Linked DNA regions of Homo sapiens: region 2 is linked to region 1. The links are chromatin loops, found by intact Hi-C in ENCODE. Cell type or tissue: heart left ventricle. All regions are shown on one strand. Each heading gives the region's core, and the rest is flanking DNA. Links, peaks and the distances in the headings are about the cores only.

What was found. A loop is a pair of places that touch in the nucleus more often than their neighbours do. Peaks named below come from ENCODE experiments on the same cell type or tissue, not always from the same donor. Only the 100,000 strongest peaks of a DNase experiment are listed, where the experiment ranks them.
Region 2: it touches region 1 in a loop (2.3-fold over the local background); 35 of 110 quality-filtered maps call a loop at or near these places.

The regions. Positions count from the first base shown.
Region 1 is chr6:137,876,510-137,881,890 of GRCh38, forward strand. TNFAIP3 (TNF alpha induced protein 3) reads left to right here. Exons shown (of 9, transcript NM_001270508.2): 6 at 567-747; 7 at 1,923-2,842; 8 at 3,562-3,743; 9 at 4,526-5,381. The coding sequence ends at 4,810. Among named protein-coding and RNA genes, the nearest start is that of WAKMAR2, 11 kb to the left of the region's middle. RefSeq lists an enhancer at 2,469-3,051. In heart left ventricle, for the core only: a CTCF peak has its summit at 2,674; DNase peaks (open chromatin) are centred at 2,672 and 4,298; H3K27ac peaks cover 458 bases.
Region 2 is chr6:137,929,244-137,934,624 of GRCh38, forward strand. No RefSeq gene overlaps it. Among named protein-coding and RNA genes, the nearest start is that of LINC02865, 13 kb to the right of the region's middle. RefSeq lists a silencer at 4,712-4,761. In heart left ventricle, for the core only: no CTCF peak of the experiment used is centred there; no DNase peak of the experiment used is centred there.

The sequences.
Region 1 (5,381 bases), core at 230-5,229:
ATCATGGCTCATTGCAGCCTCCACCCCCTGGGCTCAAGCAGTCTCTCGCTTTGGCCTCTCAAATTTACAGGCACGAGCCACCATGCCTGGCCTGTTAGCTGTTATTTTAATAGCCTCATGTGGAATAAGCACTGTGCTTTGGAAATATTATTTTACTGCATTTTTATCCTTTTAGCACTCTTGTGAGATGTAGGCCTTGGTAGCCTTATTTTACATATTAGACAGTTAAAGCTCAGAGAGGTCAACTAACCTGCCTAATGCCACACAGCTTGATAGTGACAAAGCCAGGATTCAAACTCAGGTCAGTCTGATTCTAAAGCCTGGGACTTTAACCAATAAGATCCACCACCTCCAGGCTGGTTAATGTTATGTGAGTTTCCTGGAAACAGTGCATTTTTATATTAGATTGTAGCACATTTTGTTTTCCCATTTGGGTTTAACTGTGGCTAAGAATACTTTTCTATTCTGTAAGTTATATCTTTTATACATTTTCAAAATGAGATCTACTTACCTATGGCCTTGTTTAGTAGAATACTGTTTTACTTATGTATTATTTTTTTCCTTAGAAATCCGAGCTGTTCCACTTGTTAACAGAGACCGGGGAAGATTTGAAGACTTAAAAGTTCACTTTTTGACAGATCCTGAAAATGAGATGAAGGAGAAGCTCTTAAAAGAGTACTTAATGGTGATAGAAATCCCCGTCCAAGGCTGGGACCATGGCACAACTCATCTCATCAATGCCGCAAAGTAAGCAGTTTATGTTCAGCTCTCTCCTGTGTCATCTGTAACTGTCTTTAACCTCAGCCACCTGAGTTGCTGCCACCCTGAAGCTCAACAGTAGAGTGATTTGCGGCCAGTTTCTGCCAATGGGAAACAAATTCAGAGTCTTGTGCATGGTTAGAGAGGATTATGTAAGGCAGTACTAACTTGGGTTTCAAATCAAAACATGTCATTTATCCATAATGATTTTCCTGGATATCTGGATCCCAAAAGTCAGAATTGCAGAATTATGGGTTTTCAAAGTGCATTTACATCAAGGATAGTTGTTGTTTCTTGTTTTTGTATTTTAATTACTCTGGTACATATTAAAAAGACTAGTGAAAACACTTGGAAACAAAAGCCTTTCTCTCTTGGCTTCTTGGTAAGAACAGGCACATCAGACATAGATGGAGCTGTAGAATTGTTTATGTTGCAGCTCATGATTCTGCCACATGGAAATGGGAGGAAAGCCCCAGAATACCCATTGTGCAGGTATCCGGTCTTTAAACATTGGCTTTATGTTAAAGAGATGCCTGTTTCTGAGCACTTGAAACGCACAACAGATGACAAGGAAGCCGTAAGAGAATCTGTCTCTCAATGTGGAGATTAGCAAATTACAGAGTCAACAGTAAATAGACAAGCGCCTTTGAGTGTGTCTGCGTCTTAGTTACTCATGGCTGCTAATGCTGGTGGAGACTAGACACAAGTTTAAAGTTAGTAACAGCAAAATACCCAACCTGAGGTTCCAAAGTAGTTTGTACTATAAAGTAGACTAGTCCCAAACCAATGGCCTCAGTAATATTTTACTCAGAATTTGATCTCTGAGAAATTGGAAAGTCAACTGATTTTTCTTAGCCCTTGTTTTAGAACTATCTATAATTTTTGGATGGACCAAGATTGATTAAATGAAACTGTGATTTTAAAAATAAGGAAGTCTTAGCAAACTAACTGACATCATTCTTGACTCGAACATGTTGGGAAATGTGTCAGATCATGTTGCGTGAAAAGTGTGAGCTCTTCATCACAGGCCTGCATTTCAGTGAATGGTTCTACAATTCTTGCCATAATCCACATTCTAAAACTTTGTTCTATGAGCTAATGATGTAAAATCTTGTGTGTGATTTTGTGTATTCTCATACATATTTTTTCCTTTTGGTCTTCAGGTTGGATGAAGCTAACTTACCAAAAGAAATCAATCTGGTAGATGATTACTTTGAACTTGTTCAGCATGAGTACAAGAAATGGCAGGAAAACAGCGAGCAGGGGAGGAGAGAGGGGCACGCCCAGAATCCCATGGAACCTTCCGTGCCCCAGCTTTCTCTCATGGATGTAAAATGTGAAACGCCCAACTGCCCCTTCTTCATGTCTGTGAACACCCAGCCTTTATGCCATGAGTGCTCAGAGAGGCGGCAAAAGAATCAAAACAAACTCCCAAAGCTGAACTCCAAGCCGGGCCCTGAGGGGCTCCCTGGCATGGCGCTCGGGGCCTCTCGGGGAGAAGCCTATGAGCCCTTGGCGTGGAACCCTGAGGAGTCCACTGGGGGGCCTCATTCGGCCCCACCGACAGCACCCAGCCCTTTTCTGTTCAGTGAGACCACTGCCATGAAGTGCAGGAGCCCCGGCTGCCCCTTCACACTGAATGTGCAGCACAACGGATTTTGTGAACGTTGCCACAACGCCCGGCAACTTCACGCCAGCCACGCCCCAGACCACACAAGGCACTTGGATCCCGGGAAGTGCCAAGCCTGCCTCCAGGATGTTACCAGGACATTTAATGGGATCTGCAGTACTTGCTTCAAAAGGACTACAGCAGAGGCCTCCTCCAGCCTCAGCACCAGCCTCCCTCCTTCCTGTCACCAGCGTTCCAAGTCAGATCCCTCGCGGCTCGTCCGGAGCCCCTCCCCGCATTCTTGCCACAGAGCTGGAAACGACGCCCCTGCTGGCTGCCTGTCTCAAGCTGCACGGACTCCTGGGGACAGGACGGGGACGAGCAAGTGCAGAAAAGCCGGCTGCGTGTATTTTGGGACTCCAGAAAACAAGGGCTTTTGCACACTGTGTTTCATCGAGTACAGAGAAAACAAACGTGAGTGAAGTGGTTGACTTCCTAACACAGCGGCTGCTGTCCAGAAGGGGTTTTGTTCCTGACCTTTAAGAAAAAAAGCCCATGTAGGCAGTCAGGCAGAACTGTCAGGACCTACCGTGCTTTTCTACCAGCTTGTGCAGGGGACAGTCACGGTGGCCCTGCCAGCCGCCCATGGAGGCAAAAGGCACTGCGTGATTACAGCAGCTCCTAATATCACATTCCAAAAACCAGAGTGCCCTGTAGACAGAGCTCATGGGATGTGCTTTTACTAGACCATTCAGGTCTGGCATATCTAAGAGAGTCTAAGTTTAAACTAGACTTATTTTGCAACTTAGATATAACAGAACAATCTTAAAATCTGAAGAGTAGTAACTGGAGAGAAGGAAGTCTCTGTTGACACTGTAAGGAAACAGATGTGGTTTGGAAATCTCTCATTGGAAAGAAGGGTGATCAGGTAATGCCTGCTCCTTGCCTGTTCCTGTGAGCAATCAGTGCTTCAAGTTCAAAATGAGAGATTGGTAAAGCCAAAGATGTTTCCATAATAGGGATGTTATTTCTTTTGCTGAATTTATAGACTTAAACATATACATATATATATTTCTATACATTTAAGGCTGGCCTAATCTGTATTTGGAACCCATTTATTTCTCTACTGTCAGCATCTCTGTATCGGTGGGGTGACCCCTATGTGGTACTAACTAGCATCCATTCTCATGTAGATTTTGCTGCTGCCTCAGGGAAAGTCAGTCCCACAGCGTCCAGGTTCCAGAACACCATTCCGTGCCTGGGGAGGGAATGCGGCACCCTTGGAAGCACCATGTTTGAAGGATACTGCCAGAAGTGTTTCATTGAAGCTCAGAATCAGAGATTTCATGAGGCCAAAAGGACAGAAGAGCAACTGGTGAGACACTTGGAGGAGCTTTCCCTCCCTCCCGTGTGTTCGATGCTTTTTGCTGGAGCGTTTTCTACCGACAGTGACAAGCAGGCTTTCCTCTCTGCCAGGTTCTGTCTCCTCATGATAAAGGATTAATTCAGAACCTGAAGGGGAATGTCCATGTCACTGTGGCTCCCCAGGTCCGAAATGCTACCTCCAATTTTCATGCTCCAAGTATGCTTTCAAATTTATTTTAAAAACAAAGAAACACAGCCATTGCATAAAACTTCTTCAAGCCTCCAAAAAGCCAGATGGTGATCAGAGGCTTCTTTGATTTGTAAGAGAAGCACAGACATCTAAAAAGCAGCCCTTCTTAAATAATCCTTTATCATAAGGAGCGAACAGACAGAGCTTCCCAGGGGCCTGCCTCCACCTAATGGCGCGTCAGAAAAGCCAGCTTTGACAGATAGGTGTGTCGCCTGTTGCTCACAGAATGGTAGGGAAGCTATGTAAGAACAGTGGTTTTTGGTCCCAACAGAAGAGAGCCAGGGAAAGTTTGCAGGCCAACTTAGGCTTGGCGGTTTTCCTCAGCCTCCCTGGGGGCCAAGTCAGCTTTCCTTGAGACTGGAAAGAAACATCCTTCGAGAGCTCTGGCTCATAGACTGCAATGCTCTCCTGTTCCCTTGCTCAGGCAGGTAAAGCTCTTTGTAGACTCCACACTCTCCAATGAGATTTCATTGTGCTCTCCCTAAGAAATGTGAGCAATAGTTTCCTGACTTTTTAATGATCTGCCTGTTCTTTCCACTCAGAGATCGAGCCAGCGCAGAGATGTGCCTCGAACCACACAAAGCACCTCAAGGCCCAAGTGCGCCCGGGCCTCCTGCAAGAACATCCTGGCCTGCCGCAGCGAGGAGCTCTGCATGGAGTGTCAGCATCCCAACCAGAGGATGGGCCCTGGGGCCCACCGGGGTGAGCCTGCCCCCGAAGACCCCCCCAAGCAGCGTTGCCGGGCCCCCGCCTGTGATCATTTTGGCAATGCCAAGTGCAACGGCTACTGCAACGAATGCTTTCAGTTCAAGCAGATGTATGGCTAACCGGAAACAGGTGGGTCACCTCCTGCAAGAAGTGGGGCCTCGAGCTGTCAGTCATCATGGTGCTATCCTCTGAACCCCTCAGCTGCCACTGCAACAGTGGGCTTAAGGGTGTCTGAGCAGGAGAGGAAAGATAAGCTCTTCGTGGTGCCCACGATGCTCAGGTTTGGTAACCCGGGAGTGTTCCCAGGTGGCCTTAGAAAGCAAAGCTTGTAACTGGCAAGGGATGATGTCAGATTCAGCCCAAGGTTCCTCCTCTCCTACCAAGCAGGAGGCCAGGAACTTCTTTGGACTTGGAAGGTGTGCGGGGACTGGCCGAGGCCCCTGCACCCTGCGCATCAGGACTGCTTCATCGTCTTGGCTGAGAAAGGGAAAAGACACACAAGTCGCGTGGGTTGGAGAAGCCAGAGCCATTCCACCTCCCCTCCCCCAGCATCTCTCAGAGATGTGAAGCCAGATCCTCATGGCAGCGAGGCCCTCTGCAAGAAGCTCAAGGAAGCTCAGGGAAAATGGACGTATTCAGAGAGTGTTTGTAGTTCATGGTTTTTCCCTACCTGCCCGGTTCCTTTCCTGA
Region 2 (5,381 bases), core at 260-5,259, 53 kb after region 1:
TTATAAAAACCCAGAGTAATAGCCAGAGCAGATGTTATTAGCCCCATTTCACAGATTAAGAAAATGATCACACCTGTAATCTCAGCACTTTGGGAGGCCAAGGCAGGCAGATCAAGAGGTCAAGAGATCGAGATCATCCTGGCCAACATGGTGAAACCCCATCTCTATCAAAAATACAAAAATTAGCTGGGCATGGTGGCACATGCCTGTAGTCCCAGCTACTCGGGAGGCTGAGACAAGAGAATTGCTTGAACTTGGGACGCAGAGGTTGCAGTGACCCAAGATTGCACCACTGCGCTCCAGCCTGGCGACAGACTGTGACTCCATCTCAAAAAGAAAAAAAGAAAAAAAAGAAAATGAGACACAGAAGTGCCTATACTAAAGTCATAGCATGGTTAAGCTTAGGTCTCCCAACTGCCAATAAAGTGCTCTTTGTCTACATCAAATTAAAGGGAGAGAAAAGCACAATGTAGGGGTCCTCAATATTCCTTTGCAAGAATAAGAGGCATTAATGATAGGTCATTGACATAATGACTCCTTAGAGAAGAAAAAAATAATATTTTACTACTATAGCAATAATGGCACTGATTTACAAATGACAGAAAATACAATGTTTTCAGGAATTTAAAAATATTTGGGAAATGTTGGTGAATATATGAAATTTTCATTCATTGCTGGTGGGAGTGTAAATTGACACAACCACTTTAGAAAACTGGTAAAACATAATGAACATCCTAACACACAGCATTACCATTCCTTGGTATATAACACACAGCATTACCCAACACACAGCATTATCAATCCTTGGTATATACCTAAGAGCAGAGCAAGGTTCAACAAACTATGGTGTACAGGTCAAATCTGGTCTTTGTAAATAGCACTTTATTGAAACACAGCTACATCCATTTGTTTATGTCTTCTCTAGAGCTACTTTGGCACTGCAATGGCATAATTGCGACAGACAGAAACCATATGACCCGTAGATCCTAAAGGATTTACTCTTTGACCTTTTACAGTAGAAATGTGCCACTCTCTCTGCCTGGGAGGATAAATGCATATATTCACAAAGCAGTATGTTAAAGAATGTTTATAACAGTTTTACACACAATTGCCAAAAACTGAAACCCACCCAAATGTCTGTCAACAGTAGAACAAATAAATCTTGGTATAGTTATACAATGGAATACTATACAATGATGACAAAGAACAAACTATTGCTTTTTTTTTTTTTTTGAGATGGAGTTTCGCTCTTGTTGCCCAGGCTGGAGTGCAGTGGCGCAATCTCAGCTCACTGCAACCTCCATCTCCTCAGTTCAAGCGATCCCAAAGTGCTGTGATTATAGGCGTGAGCCACCATGCCCAGCATTTTTTTTTTTTTTTTTTTGAGATGGAGTCTCACTCTGTCGCCCGGGCTGGAGTGCAGTGGCACAATCTTGGCTCACTGCCACCTCCACCTCCTGGGTTCAAGTGATTCTCCTGCCTCAGCCTCCTGAGTAGCTGGGATTACAGGCACCCGCCACTACACCCATCTAATTTTTTGCATTTTTAGTAGAGATTGGGTTTCACCATGTTGGCCAGGCTGGTCTTGAACTCCTGACCTCATGATTCGCCCTCCTCGGCCTCCGAAAGTGCTGGGATTACAGGTATGAGCCACCATGCCCGGCCAAACTATGGCTATCTACAAAAGTGATATATTTCACAAACATAATGTTATACAAAGAGTACTTACAAAACGATTCCATTTATATAAAGTCTAAAGACCAGTCAAAAATTAACATATGGTGATCCAAATTAGAATATTGGCTACCTTAGGGTGGTTATTGACTGAAAGGAGGCATGAGAGAGAGGCTTCTGGGGTGCTGGCAGTGTTAATCTGGGAGGTAAATAGGGCATGTTTATTTTAAAATCCAACAAACTCTATACTAAAAAGTACGTTATACCTCAAAAGAAATTTAGAAAACTTGTGAAGTATGAGAAATGGTCAGAAGAGATGGTAAAGGAATACAGAAAAATCTATCGTAATGTTGTCAGATGTAATTATTACCACTATATGATTATAGACGTCTCTGATTGGACAGAATAATGTAATAGCATTTTTGTTAGCAAAATTAATGCCACAATTGAATGCTATAACAGAAGTTCACACTAACAAGAGATAAGTCTGTTGCCCTCATAAGGGTTCTTCACTGAACAATATGAAGGACTTAAAGGAGTTGGCAAAATCTTTAGGCTCTGAAGCTGCCAGAAGATTCTGAGGGTAGGCAGATGAGTAGAAAAAAGCTCCAAGGAGACAAGAGAGGGGACCAGATAAGGAGGAGATTCAGTGATTCCACTCAAGCTACTCTTATTGCAGGTGGACTCTGTATGGATTGATGACCGATTTCATGGGAAAAAAAAGGAAGTAGCTTGCCAAAAGTCTCTGGACTCTGTGACCGTGCCTGATTGACCAAAAGTAAGACTATCTTTTTGATAATTGACAGATCAACACACCCTCCTAGATGTTACAGACACAGATCCCATTAACTGAATAAATAAATGAAGAAAATATGCAGAAAGGAAACTGTTAACCTTGGAAGGGAAAGGAGCAGTCTCCATCCACTCTTCTTTCACTTACATCTTTATATTTGTATTCAATCACTTTGTTATTTTTACTTATTTATGTTTATACCGGCTGTTTCCTCTGCCTGGAACCTTATTCGCCTGTGCATCCTCATAGCTACTCCCTATTTCCTTCAAGTCTTAGCTCAGATTTCACTTTCTCAGTCCAGACCTATACAGACTCCCTATCTGAAGTTGCTGCCCACACACTCATATCAATATTACAGGTTTTCCCTGGCCTGCTGTGTTTTTTCCATCGTACGTATCACTTCCTTATACTCTATGCACTGTACTTATTTATTATGGCTATTGTCTGTCTGTCCCGCAATAAATGTGAACTCCACAGGAGCAGAGATTTATTTTACAGATGTAAGTCTGTATCCCTGGCACAAAGTAGGCGTGCAGTAAATATTTGTTTCATGAATAAGTGAATGAAGATGGTAGTCACCATCCTTTCTGGCACTAATATTTAGAATTACTGTGGCCCACAGAGTCTTTCCAAAAAGATTGCAATAATTTGTACTCCCAACTACCAATATATGAGCCTGCTTATTTTCCCATATTCTTATTAGTATTACATATTATCAGTCTTTTTCATTGTGCACTATTTGTTGGGTGCAAATGTACCTCATTGTTTTTTAAATTTCATATGTTTATTAATCATTTGCATGTTCACTTCTAGGAATTGCCTGTTTATGTCATTTGGCCACTTTTATTTTGGATTGTCTTTTGTTTATCTTGAGGGGCTGTTTTATAAATTGCCAATACTTTGTCTATCAGATGTAGTCTAAATACTTTGTTCCACTGTCTTTTAAACATGTGACTTGAAGCATTTAGACATGTTTCTGTTCAAAGAAATGTAAGAATATGAATTTTCCCTTTTATTATTCAGAAGACATAAAAGGTGTTTCTTTATGATGCTTTTTTGCAGTAAAGGACTATTTTCAAGGGTTAAGGCTCCTAATCAAATTGCAGCTGTACTTAGTAGCAAGTTGTGTACAAAATCCTACCTTTCAGGAACAAGGAAAAAGAAAGATAATTGCTAGGCTAGGTTTAAATAATTTGACTTATAGCAGAATTCTTTATAAGTCAGTGATAAGTAACAAAGTTTATTTTTCTTTTTCTTTGGTTTTAGTAAAACAAAAAACCCAATTGGTCCCCAGGGTAATCAAGCCATGATTCTGTGAGCAAAGAATAATGATTTCATAAAATAATATATTCCATTTATATAACAATTTATAGTTTTCCAAGTACTTTTATAAATATTATCATATTTGATCCTCAAAAACAAAACCGTTTCTCAGAAGGTAAACCAGAAGTTCATAAAAGCTAACTCTGGTGACTGGGATTCCATGTTGATTCTGTGACAGAGCCAGGCCCCCTGCCTTCTATGGAGGATTTCTATTACTTAACTAAATTATTTAGATTTTCAATAAACAAAAATGTTAAAGTAAGAAAATGATATTAGAGTATTAAGTTGAACAGGTTAGGCCTTAAAATGTATTTATTCTTTTTGTTCTAATAAAAATGTTAAGATCATATCTATCTCCTCCTGTCTTACAAAAGCAGACAGACATCTATCTACCTGTAGTTTATTCTTGCCCCAGGTCAGTGCTGACAATTCATAGAATACAAGTCAGCAGGGTCGAGAGAGGCTTCTCGCAAATATTTCTCTGTGATTTTAGTGTCTGTGATCTGTATGTGGGCTACAGTACAAGATTTTAAAGTAGGGATCATTTATACAATCTGAAACACTTTGGGCTCACCTATCTTTATTAACCAAGCTTAATTCCAGATCTGCCCATGTGTTCCTGACTCAGCTGGCCCCTGCCATTCTTAATTAATCCCGTTCAGTCCTGGTATATTTAATCTTTTATGCCACCTGTTTCCAAATACTCTGTCAAGGCCTGGCTGGGTTACTGCTCCATTCAAGCCTTCCTATTTTGGCTTCTCAATTCTGGATTGCTGTGTTTCAGAGTTTCGTTTCACTGAGTCATGAACTGGGCAGCACCTCCAACTTTCCTCTTATTTCAAATAATTCTGGCCTTGAGCACTTCCTTGCTATTTAGCCTGAGGCATGAGAAGACCTTGGTCTGCCAAATAAGAGAGCTGGCCAGCAAGGCTGAGTATCAACCTCAGTCTGGAAACCAACTTGCCTCAGCATTGCCTCGTTCCAATGAGCAAAGAGCCTCAGGAGGTCTGGGGAAAAGGTTCAGAGAACTGTGGTGTTTTTCTCGTGCCAGATGTGATGATAGGACTTTGGCTTGAGACCACATGTGGAGCTTATTCACTCAAACTTGTTATAGAATATCTACTTTTCTTCCAGTAATGCCCTGCCAACAAAATAAAAATAAACACATGCAGAGGTAGCCTTCAGGTGCCTATAGTTACTTTCTATTAAAACAGGCTTCTTCTTGCATAACCTGTTTTTCTTCTGGAGGAAATTTTTTAAGCCATTATTTCTTTTCTTAATTTTATTTTTATTTTTATTTTTAAATAGAGATGGGGTCTCGTTATATTGCCCAAGCTGGTCTCAAACTCCTGGCCTCAAGTGATCCTCCCACCTAGACCTCCCAAAGAGCTGGGATTACAAGCATAAGCCACCACCTCTGTTCATAACCCATATATTTCTGAACTATAGCTTAACTCAATACAACCACAGCAGAAATGTTGGGGGAGTGGGGTAGCAAGAATGTTGAAAATAATACTGTAGTCTAAACATCAACTTCATAGCTTATAGCATTACAGCTTTCTTCAAACTAGATCACTGTCATCTGTAAACA